Linked DNA regions of Homo sapiens: regions 1 and 3 are each linked to region 2. Evidence: chromatin contacts called from ENCODE Hi-C or POLR2A ChIA-PET data. All regions are on one chromosome and are shown on one strand. Each heading gives the region's core, a stretch centred on a gene start or an enhancer-like site at or near the end of the contact. The rest is flanking DNA. Distances are from core to core; before and after follow the strand shown. Region 1 overlaps LOC128966623 (a long non-coding RNA gene). Region 2 overlaps ADAMTS2 (ADAM metallopeptidase with thrombospondin type 1 motif 2). Region 3 holds the start of RUFY1-AS1 (RUFY1 antisense RNA 1).

Region 1 (3,818 bases), core at 775-3,274, 360 kb before region 2:
ACATATATACATATATATACACACATACTATAAAAAAGAAAAATTCTTATATTCCTAAGCTAAGTTTTACTTGATTTTATATGCAGTTGGCCCCTCGTATCCTGGGGTTTTACATCTGTGGTTTCAATCAACCGTGGATCAAAAGTATTTGAAAAACAAAAGCAATAAAAAAAAAACAAGAAAAAATAATATAAATAAAAAAATCAATACAACAACTTTTTTTTTGAGACAGTCTTGCTTTGTTGCCTAGGCTTGAGTGCAGTGGTACCATCACAGCTCACTGCAGCCACAACTTCCTGAGCTCAAGTGAGCCTCCCACTTCAGCCTCCTGAGTAGCTGGGACCACAGGCTGGTCTCGAACTCCTGGGCTCAAGTAATCCTCCTGCCTCAGCCTCCCAAAGTGTTGGGATTACAGGAGTGAGCCACCATGCTTGGCCCCAACAGCTATTTACATAGCATTTACATTGTATTAACTAGTAGTGTAAATAATTTAGAGGTGATTGGGCCGGGCATGGTGGTTCACGCCTGTAACCCCAGCACTTCGGGAGGCCGAGACGGGCAGATCACGAGGTCAGGAGATCGAGACCATCCTGGCTAACACAGTGAAACCCCGTCTCCACTAAAAATACAAAAAATTAGCTGGGTGTGGTTACAGGCGCCTGTAGTCCCAGCTACTCGGGAGGCTGAGGCAGGAGAATGGCGTGAAGCCGGGAGGCAGAGCTTGCAGTGAGCCGAGATCACACCACTGCACTCCAGCCTGGGCGACAGAGCAAGACTCCATCTCAAAAATAAAATAAAATAAAATAAAATTTAGAGGTGATTTAAATTATACCTCTAAATAATTAACCTGGGACAGAGGATGTGCATAGGTTATAGGTTATACGCAAATACAGATGCTCCTTGACTTATGATGGGGTTACAACCAAATACATCCATCGTATAGATTGACCATATGGCGAGTTGAATTTACAATGGGTTTATCCAGATGTAACCCTATTGTAAGATGAGAAGCGTTCTGAATGCCCATTGCTTTTGCACCATTGGCAAGTCAAATCCCAATTGAAGCCATCATAAATTGGGGACTGACAGTACAATGCTACTTTATATAAGGGACTTGAGCATTGTGGATTTTGGGGGGAGGGTCCTGGAACGAATCCCCTGTGGATACAGAGGGACTGCTGTATATATACATCTACAGGGCAAGATAGTTTATTTTTAAAAATTATACCATGTCGATTGTGATGACTGGCATATAGATTATGATGGTTTTTCTCTGATGTTGTATACTGAAATGTTTTCATAGGACCAAGAATGTTAGAAAAATAAAGATCTTAAATACAATATGATAAATTTATATATATACTATTTGATTCTGTTAGCTATATTTTGTTTTATATCAGTGATCATAAGTAAAAAATGGTTTTATAATTTTATTTTTATGTTAACCTTATCTGATTTGAGAATTAAAAATTCTAGTTTCATAAAATGAACTGGATAATTTTTATACTTTTTCTATTTTCTTGTACAGCACACTGTCCAGTAGAAATATAATGCAAGAACACATGTGACTTAATGTTTGTAGTAGCCACTTAGAAAAGTAAAAAGAAATATGTGCAATGAGTTTTAATAATATATTTAATTCAATACGTCCAAAGTAGTGTCATTTGAACATGTTATCAACATAAACATGAATGAAATATTTCACCTTCTATTTTTGTACTAAGTTTTCGAAATCTGTTCTTTTATATTGATAGCACTTCTTAATTCAGACACGAAATTTTCATAAGAAGTACATGATTTGTATTTAGGTTTCATAAAATTTACAATTCAAAAAGTAGATTCACATACGCGAATCGTTTCAAACATACCTCTGGGCCCAGCGCCTCGCCCTGTCCTCGCCGGGTGAAGTCGGCCCTGACTGCAGCCTGCGAAGCACCCGCCCATTGTCCCCGGAGAGGGCGCCCTGGACGCAAGCGCAGAGCCCCGGGAGGCGCGGGAAGCCGGAGGAGGGCGATGGGGGCGAGGCAGGAAGAGTACGTGGGGCCGAGGGGGGCGAGCGCTGGGCCGCCCGCAGCCGGAGAGTGTCGCCCCTCCTGAAGGCCCTGGGCAGGTGAAATGAGGACCAGCGCTGACAAAGGGCAGGATGCAGAAGACTCCTGACTTTGGATCTCAGATCACCCTCGGAAGCTCCGATTCGGATCCGCGTCCACAGACCCGGCGACCTCAGACAGACCGGGCGTCCGGGGAAGAGGCGGCGGCAGTGAGCACCGCAGTGAGGAAACCAGGCTCCGGCGATCCCCAGGCCTTACGCCCGACCCCAGGGCATTTGGGAGCAGGTCTGCGTCCGGGACCAGCACACTCTGGACGGGAGCTCTGCCTTTCTGGGGTCCTCCAGCTGAAGGATGTGAGTTGCAAGAAACCCATTCTGTAGACCTCGAAATCAGCGGGGAGCCCCAGGCACTTGTGGGGGGACTTTGATGTGGCTCCCACGCATCCACCCGGCACCGCGTGGATTGCCAGGGGCAGGACGAGCTTGAGTGGACGCTGGGTTCGCTGAGCCCCCCAGAGGCTCCTCGCCCTGGGTCACCTGTGCCGCCTTGGACCACCCAGAGAAACCTTTCCTCCCACCAGGTGAGCCGCAGGCCAGGCGCCAGGCCTGAGTGTGCCCGGGACGGGGATTTCTCTGTGAACGGCCCATCATCCCATAATATCCACGTTGTCTTAGCCTCATGTTCTGAAGAAACACGAATTTCATACACAAGCGTGGATTTTTGCATGTTTTAAATTGTAAATGCGACTAACTCCAAGGAAGTTGGAACTTGAAGCAGGCTCAAAGCAAACTTAGTCGCGTCATCCGCCACCATCCTCCAGGGTAAACCGAGGAGCACAGTTAATTGGTTTTCCACGGGTATTTGCCACTTGTCAGATGGGCTGTTATGGACGTAACCACGTAATTCCTGGAACCCAGTGAGAGTCAGCTTCCTTTACGGGCGTCTGACAAGATGTGCTCAAACACCTTGAAGATCTTTATGGAAACAACTTTTGGCTCTTTATCAAGATGTCATTCAGGGCTCTGAACAGTCGAATACGTTGTGGATGGGTTTGCTGTAGTTATACAGTGTGCATTTGATACTTGTCAATAGCGCTAGTAATGTTATTGCAAAAATAAAACCTTCTTTAAAAAAGAGGCCGGGCGCGGTGGCTCACGCCTGTAATCCCAGCACTTTGGGGAGGCTCAGGCAGGTGGATCACGAGGTCAGGAGATGGAGACCATCCTGGCTAACATGGCGAAACCCCGTCTCTAGTAAAAATACAAAAAATTAGCCGGGTGTGGTGGCGGGCGCCTGTAGTCCCAGCTACTCGGGAGGCTGAGGCAGGAGAATGGCGTGAACCTGAGAAGCGGAGCTTGCAGTGAGCCGAGATGGCACCACTGCACTCCAGCCTGGGCGACAGAGCGAGACTCTGTCTCAAAAAAAAAAAAAAAAGAGAAAAAAGAAAGAAAGAAAAGTGGCCCGGCACAATGGCTCACGCCTGTAATCCCAGCACTTTGGGAGGCCGAGGCTGGCGGATCGCGAGGTCAGGAGTTCGAGACCAGGCTGGCCAGCATGGTGAAACCCTGTCTCTACTAAAAATACAAAAATTAGCCGGGCATGGTGGCCCGCGCCCAGGCAGGCTGTTCTGGGAGAGAAAACTTGGCTCTCCAATGCGGTGTGGCCATTTGGCTATGACATCACACTGCATAGTTTAATGAGTGAAATCAGACCTCTTCTTGTTATTGGAGATGACTGGAGGATTTTTTTTTTATTTTCCTGAATGTA
Region 2 (3,601 bases), core at 196-2,695:
ATGCCTGGGAAGGCTCAAGTTGAGAATCCTGTTCTGGCAGCTTGGCTCTCTCTGGGAATAGCTTCCCAGGCTTTGGGGAAGATGGCTGGAAACAAAATGCTGGAACGATATGGGAGTTCTGGCAGAGAAATGAGGTGCACGCCTCCTGCCCCAGCTCTCGTGGTTCTCTGTCGTGATGAGATTTGATCTGTAAGCCCTGCCTGGAACAAGAGACCTCCAGCCTTGGGGGAGCCCACTTTGCACTCAGCTGGGGGGCACGGTAGAACATGTGCTCACAGAGCAGGGATGGTGGGACCTTGTCCCTGCCATTCATTCTGGCTTTGTCCATACTCGTGGGACCTTTGGTGAGCAATTTAACATCATGGGGCCTTAGTTTCCCCCATAAGAGGAGGTCTGTGAAACCCCAGCACACAACAGGAATGACGACAATCATAAAGGCGTTCGTGCAAGTGACTGTTTGTAGAGCTTCTTCTGGGACAGGCACCGTCTGAAGCCCTTTATGTGACTTTATGCCCTCACCCCCACAGCAACCCTGTGGAGTAGGCGCTGTGATCATCCCCATTTGACAGTGAGGACCCTGGCTCCAGGGGGCGAGCGGCCTGCCCGGGGCCACACGCTGGTGGAGCCACTCTGCTCTGGGAGGAGGGGCTGGACTCTGTGATCCCGGCTGGTCAGGAGCACCAGCTTCAGGCTCCTTGTCCTGGTCCCCTGAGGGTCAGTTGCTCCCAACCAAGAGTGACTTTGCCACCCCTCCCCCCACCCGGGGGACATTTGGCAGTGTCTGGAGAGACTTTTGGTTGTCACGACTAGGGGGAGGGTTCCACTGGGTTCTGGCAAGGAGTGCCCAGGGGTGTGCTCAACATCCTGCCATGAACAGGGTGCCCGCCTCACCCAACAGGAATTATCTGGCCCCAAATATCTGGAGTGCTGAGGTTGAGAAATGTGGTCTGCTCACCAGAACCCAACCTCCCTGCTGTCCTATCCTGCACCTGTTTAGGAGGCTGGTCTGAGGCAGGAGGGCCCCTCTGGGATGGGGACGGTTGAGAAGCTTTGCTGAAGCCGCATCCCCTTGGGGGCATGAGCCAGCCCCAGCGGGTAGGCCAGTCCCCAGGGACTGGTGTTATACTCCATCAGTATCAACAGCACGGCAGAGACAAGGACAAGGGACATTTGTGGGCGCTGACTGCACCCTGCCTGAACTGTCATGGGCGGAAGCCCCCCAGCTCCAAGCTCGGAGCTGCAGTTGTGCCCATTTTGCAGGTGGGGACAAGTAAGGTAACTTGCCCAAGAACAGAGCAGATGAGATATTTCGGCCGGGCCTAGAGCTGCCCAGGTGACCTCACCTGCCACCTGCAGTGGACTTGGTGAGCCTCGGTCGCGTGGCGGCCTGCGGGGCTGGCTGAGTGCGCCTTGCCCAGCAGGCAGAGCCTCCTGGCGGGGCGGGCGCGGTTCCAGCGGAGGCGGCCTCCAGGCTGCTGATCCCCATCCCGGTTTCCTCCCACGTCTCCTTGACTGAAGGAGGGAAGAGCATAGATAATTCAGCTCCTTCCAGAGCAAACAATGGAAATGTCGGAGAGCAACGATTGGAACAGAACTTTTTGCTCAGGTCATAATTGATGTATTTAGGGTGAGGCCCAGAGGCTGTCTTGGGGCCGCTGGGGCCCCGGGAGCCCGGGTGCGGCCGCGGAGTCTGGGCGCCGGGTGCGTCCCCGGCCCGGGCCGCTGTTCTCGCGGCAGCAGCGCCACCTGGTGGCCGCTCGGGCCCGGCCCTTCCTCTGCCCGCCCCGCGCGGGGGGCAGCACCCCGACCTCTTTCCGGCTGTGGGACTCAGGCGAGTCCTTTCAGTTGTCTGAGACGCAGTTCGTCATCCGGAAGGTAGGAAAATGAAGTGGAAGCGAGGTGTCGTGTGCCAAGCCTGAGCCTAGCGGGGCGCTCCTTGCGGACGGTGACTTCCTGCTGGGGTCAGCATCTGCCGGGGCGGCCCTTTGGGCTCACTTCCCCAGGCCTCCCGAGAACGTCCCCGCAGCCGGCGCCTCCCTCCCTGCCCAGCCTGGCTCCTGAGGGTGCTCGTGTTCATTCCTTCATCACTGAGCGCCCAGCAGCCGGGGTCCTCTGGCCGCGTTCGCTGCCTCATCCTGGCATGGAGAGCAGAAGCCGGGATTGCTCCGTGAAGGGAGGAGTGGGGCTACTGAGGGCAGGCGTGGGCCAGGGCTGGGGCACAGACTCGGGCCCAGCAACCACCCGGCCCTCAAGGAGCTTAGGCTTTAGTGACTCAGAGGCCAGCGACAGCAACAGGCACATCCCCAGTAGGTGCCCCATCTGGCAGGTGACCGATCGCACGCAGGAGGAGGGACCCGGCGGGCAGCTCAGAGCCAGGGTCCCGCGGCCAGGATGGGGCTGGGACTTGGAGCTGGACGCAGCCTACTCGTCCACCCAAGGCCCACGGGCCCCCTAAGCTCCTGGCTGTTCCCTGAGGCCCGTGGGGTTACCCAGACCCCTGCAGGCTGGGCCTGAGGTTCAGGGGCCCGCAGTGTTTCCTCACCCTTGCCCTGGCCAAGCCTCCTGACAGCCCTGGGGAGCATTCAGCAAAGTGACCTTCTGACCCAAGGTGAGGGCCATCAAGCTCTTGCCTCCCTAAGGCCCTCAGATCTGCCCTCTCCACCTCATGGTGGGATCCCTGGGTCTTTCAGGCATGTCCTCAGACCCTTTCCAGCCCGGGCCAGGGGAGCCAAACAGGCTGAACCCGGAGGAAACACCATCCTTCTTGGGACCAGGCTCCCGGTGCTGCTGTGGGAGGGCCCCAGGGGCCTGGACGAGTGTCTGCCTCCTGCATCTGGGCAGCTCTGTGAACCAGCATAGCAAGGAGGGTCTCCATGTGGACATAGGTGGGCACTCATGATGGCCAAGGAGGACCCTGCACTCTGGAAGAGCCAGCCTGGTCCAGGGCCCCAGAGCACTCGGGCAGTGGAGCCCAGTTGGGAGCCCATGTCTGCAGTGGTCGATGTCACCTCCAAACAGGGGTGGCAGAGCCCTCCATGAGGGGTGACGACTGTCCTGGGGCCCCTGTAGAGGATCCGATCAGCCTCTTGGAAGCTCATCTGTTCCCGTGCTCTGAGCTAGGGTCAGCCCACTCAGGACTCCTCCTGCATCCTGGGCTGGATGGGCCCCTGGACTTCATCCACAGCCCTACTGCAGGCTTCTCCCGCCTGGCTCTTCTGGGGCCCTAGGCTGGACCTGGGAGTTCTGGGAGCTGCTGCCGCTGTGAAGAGTCTGCCCTCAGAGGCCCTGCCTCACTCAGGAGGTGGACCCTGCAGCTACCATGCAGCCCCAGGGCCTCGAAATGTCCATCCCCGGTCATACAGCACCATCTACCGCCCCCTGCTCTGGAGGCTGGGTGCCCGCGGCTGCCCCTGGGAGGGACTGGCTGCCCTGTAAAGTCCCTGGCTGGTCCTGCAGCCACCCCCTTTGCAGAGCCCAGGGTGCTACGGCTCACTCCTGGTCCCCCCCTCAGCACAGCTAGGAACAGGTGGAGTCACACAGACAGACTTTCCTAGAGGAGCCGTGCAGAGCCGAGCAGGCAGCTGGAAGTCAGGTGCATTCA
Region 3 (3,627 bases), core at 510-3,009, 440 kb before region 2:
TTCTCCCCGGCCTCCATTCTGCTGCCTGCTGTCTGGAAGGGGGAAGGCTCAGATGGCATAGCCATTTGTTCTTGCTCCATTCTTGTTCAGTGTCAGAACAATTCCTTTGTTTACACAAGAGACAGGACTGAACATGGTCTAAATTGGCAGAACTAAACCAAATAAAATGAAGCAGTTTGTGCAATTGAGGGAAACAGTCTGATCCTTTTTTTTTTTTTTTTGAGACAGGATCTTGCTATATTGCCCAGGCTGGAATGCAGTGGTGCAATCATGGCTCACTGCAACCTTGACCTCCTGGGCTCAAGTGATCCTCTCACTTTAGTCTCCCAAGTAGCTGCGACTACAGGTGCATGCCATCACGCCTGGCTAATTTTTGTATTTTTTCTAGAGGTGGGGTTTTGCCATGTTGCCCAGGCTGGTCTTGAACTCCTGACCTCAATTGACCCACCTGCCTCAGCCTCCCAAAGTGCTAGGATTATAGGCCTGAGCCTTTTTCTTTTTTTCTTTTTTTTTTTTGAGATGGAGTCTTGCTGCATTGGCCAGGCTGGAGTGCGGTGGTGTGATCTCGGCTCACTGCAACCTCTGCTTCCTGGGCTCAAGCAATTCTCCTGCCTCAGCTTCCCAAGTAGCTGGGATGACAGGCGCCCGACACCACACCCAGCTTATTTTCTTGTACTTTTACTAGAGATGGGGTTTCACCATATTGGCCTGGCTGGTCTTGAACTCCTGACCTCAAGTGATCCACCTGCCTCGGCCTCCCAAAGTGCTGGGATTAGAGGCCTGAGCCCCCACGCCCAGCCTGGCCTGGGTCTTTCTTAAAAGCTGAGATCAGTCTGAACTATCATCAGATTAGACTCATCTCAGTGACAAAATGGCAGGTCTCTGGGAAACACAGGCTAGACTTCGAAGGGAGGGATTAGAAAACAGCATCAGGGCATTTAGAAAAATCCCTGTGGCTTTTACTAAAGATCGGGAGGCAGCTCCTTCCCTTCCTGGTCCGGCTGCAGAAACAGGAAATAGGCCAGCAGATTGACAGGATGAGAAGAGGCTGCGCAGATGGACAGACCTTGGGAAGCCAGGTCAACAAGGCAAACTGAACATACAAGAACTCTGGGAAACACAATTTAGGAAGAATCCAGATGTTCCCAAGCCAATGAAACTGGAAACTGTTCCTGTAGCTAATGTAGGGCCTGCGAAGAGGCTTTGCCATCTCTGTCATCCGGTATAGGCTTGCAAGAGGAAGAAGGGAAGAGGGGAGAGAGCACAAAAGCAACTCCTCAGGTAGTCCTGTCTGGGTTTGCAAACACCTGATGCTGTGACACCCACAGCACTCACTGGGAGGGAATGGTGGCCAGGCAGCTCACACTGGGATTTGGAAGCTAGGTTAGCCGGTAGTGCCAGGCGGCCACAAAGTGCAACAATACATTTGTTTGTTTGTTTTTGAGACAGAGTTTCACTCTTATTGCCCAGGCTGGAGTGCAATGGCGCGATCTCGGCTCACCGCAACCTCCGCCTCCCAGGTTCAAGCGATTCTCCTGCCTCAGCCTCCTGAGTAGCTGGGATTACAGGCGCGCTCCACCATGCCCGGCTAATTTTATATTTTTAGTAGAGATGGGGTTTCTCCACGTTGGTCAGGCTGGTCTTGAACTCCTGACCTCAGGTGATCCACCCACCTCAGCCTCCCAAAGGGCTGGGATTACAGGCATGAGCCACCACACCCGGCCACAATGATACATTTTAAAGATCAGAGACCAACCACAGTTTCGAGGTCTATGGTCCACTAGGAGGGGACCTGTGACACTGCCTTGCTGTCCATCCAATGTAAAGAGGAAAACACTGGCTGCAAACCCCAGAAGCCAGCTCCACGCCAGCTCTGTTCCACGTCTGCTTCTGGTGAGTGCTCTCGGGATGCCCTCACAGCTGGCCTATGCTCTGAGCATGGGGACAGACACTGGGCCTTGCGTCCCTCAAGGAGCTCCCTGGGGGTTGGGAAGGAACGGGCCAGAGCACGGCAAGTTGACAGGCCAGACGGGAGCAGCACAGGGCACTCAGCTGAGTGGGTGGCAGGCAGGGCGGAGGGTGGGAGGGGAGGAAGCAGCGGCCATGGGCTAGTCTAGAAAGGTAAGAGGCACAGGAGAGACGGCGAGTGGCCAGCACCTGCATCTGGGAGTGGGCAGACCGCATTCCCACCAGAGACATCAGATTCCCTGACCAGCTATTTGTTTTTTTTTTTTGAGATGGATTCTCACTTTTGTTGCCCAGGCTGGAGTGCAGTGGTGCAATCTCGGCTTACTGCAACCTCTGCCTCCCGGGTTCAAGCGATGCTGCTGTCTCAGCCTCCCGAGTAGCTGGGATTACAGGTGCCCACCATGCCTGGCTAATTTTTGTATTTTTAGTAGAGACGGGGCTTCACTATGTTGGCCAGGCTGGTCTCGAACTCCTGACCTCAGGTGATCTGCTCACCTCAGTCTCCCAAAGTGCTGAGATTACAGGCGTGAGCCACCGCACCCGGCCTATTTTCTTAATAGTACTAGACTCTACAAATTTCTGGTGCAGACCAGGCTGTGCTGAGGTCGTGAGCCCCATCTCCTTGGTCATGGTGCTTATGTCAGGCATGGGTACTCGGGAGCAGGGTCAATCTCGGGTGATCCTGGCAGCTATGCACAAAGAAGAGGGAGTTTGTTCCTCTGATAGATGGCCTTGCTGAGTGCTGTTTTGCCCCTGCAGGGTCCAGACCCACCTGTGAGGCAGACAGGATAGCAGAGGTAGGAGACAGAGACCGATTCCTGATGGCTTCTTTTGCTTAAGCCACTTTGAGTTGGATTTCTGTTACTTGCAACCATGCGCCCTGACTCGAGGAGAAAAGCTACCCACTATGTTGAAAATGCAGAATCATCACACAAATGGGCAAGTTCCACAGTCCGCAGTGTGATCCACCCCAAGGCCCAGGCGTCCACAGCAACCTATCTAGACTGGGACACCAAGGAGGAGAGCTGTCAAGTCAGAGGGGAGCAGAACTACCAGGGTCTGCACCCCATCAGCACCTGCAGCAGAGACAGACAGACTCTGGCGGATGCAGTGGCCAGTTCCCCGAAAGGAAGGGGGCTGTGCTGTGCAAGGCGGGTGAGTGCACCTCTACTGTGCCAGGCTTCCGTTCCCAAACCAGCCCTGCTCCCTCTGGCCTGACTGTAGGCTGACCAAGCGATCCTCTCATTGCCCATCTGTTCCCTCAGGCCCTGGATATGAAGCTAAGGAATAGGAGTGTCCTGGTCACTAGGAATGAACGTGCTTCCTGAATTAACTAAGAGCTCGCTGACACCCCATGTGGGTAGCAGAGATCAGTGCTGGGCCCCTCTGAGGCCGGGCTTCCTGAGAGCTCATCCGTGAACGGCGGACTGAGCTCCTAAATGGCCCACCCTCCGTTCGCCAAAAGGAGGTAGGTTTGGGGCCTGAGGGATGTGGTGGGTAGCCTGGTGTGCCTGCAGTGGCAGACAAGGGGAGTGGGGTTCTTACTGGCTGAGGTGCAGGCCCATTTCCTGGAGGGCTTGTTCCTGCTCCTCGCAGATCTTCTGCAGCTCTGCCTTCTCGTCCTGAAGCTCCCGCAACTCCTAAAATGAACAAACCAAC

What was found. A loop is a pair of places that touch in the nucleus more often than their neighbours do. ChIA-PET counts read pairs that join two places held with the same protein, here RNA polymerase II (POLR2A). Pooled maps may share reads with other maps.
Region 1: a loop to region 2 is called in a pooled map, with 4 times the contacts of the local background. The contact joins two enhancer-like sites. A Hi-C loop is called at or near these places in 2 of 50 pooled maps. POLR2A ChIA-PET finds 5 or more read pairs at or near these places in 3 of 52 experiments (Caco-2, H1 and IMR-90).
Region 3: a map with no recorded cell type shows a loop between it and region 2 (7-fold over the local background). The contact joins the promoter of RUFY1-AS1 here to the enhancer-like site in region 2. A Hi-C loop is called at or near these places in 4 of 168 maps with a recorded cell type or tissue (CD8-positive, alpha-beta T cell, naive thymus-derived CD4-positive, alpha-beta T cell, natural killer cell and 1 more), 14 of 37 single-sample maps with no recorded cell type and 13 of 50 pooled maps.

What each region holds. Positions count from the first base shown.
Region 1 is chr5:179,528,962-179,532,779 of GRCh38, reverse strand. All of the region lies in intron 4 of LOC128966623 (a long non-coding RNA gene), which reads right to left. Among named protein-coding and RNA genes, the nearest start is that of RUFY1, 20 kb to the left of the region's middle. RefSeq lists enhancers at 1,797-2,402, 2,403-3,009. Within about 2 kb of position 2,024, at least 13 of the 41 ENCODE cell types and tissues checked have a DNase peak (open chromatin) inside an H3K27ac peak, as active enhancers do.
Region 2 is chr5:179,165,427-179,169,027 of GRCh38, reverse strand. All of the region lies in intron 5 of ADAMTS2 (ADAM metallopeptidase with thrombospondin type 1 motif 2), which reads left to right. Among named protein-coding and RNA genes, the nearest start is that of ZNF354C, 110 kb to the right of the region's middle. RefSeq lists a silencer at 1,616-1,825 and an enhancer at 1,439-1,940. Within about 2 kb of position 1,445, at least 4 of the 41 ENCODE cell types and tissues checked have a DNase peak (open chromatin) inside an H3K27ac peak, as active enhancers do; they include spleen, where a contact is called at or near this core.
Region 3 is chr5:179,601,873-179,605,499 of GRCh38, reverse strand. It overlaps RUFY1-AS1 (RUFY1 antisense RNA 1), which reads left to right and starts at 1,759. Exons shown (of 9, transcript NR_110560.1): 1 at 1,759-1,893; 2 at 2,728-3,123; 3 at 3,234-3,436. RUFY1 (RUN and FYVE domain containing 1) reads right to left here. Exons shown (of 18, transcript NM_025158.5): 15 at 3,514-3,608. The region is part of intron 4 of LOC128966623 (a long non-coding RNA gene); the gene reads right to left.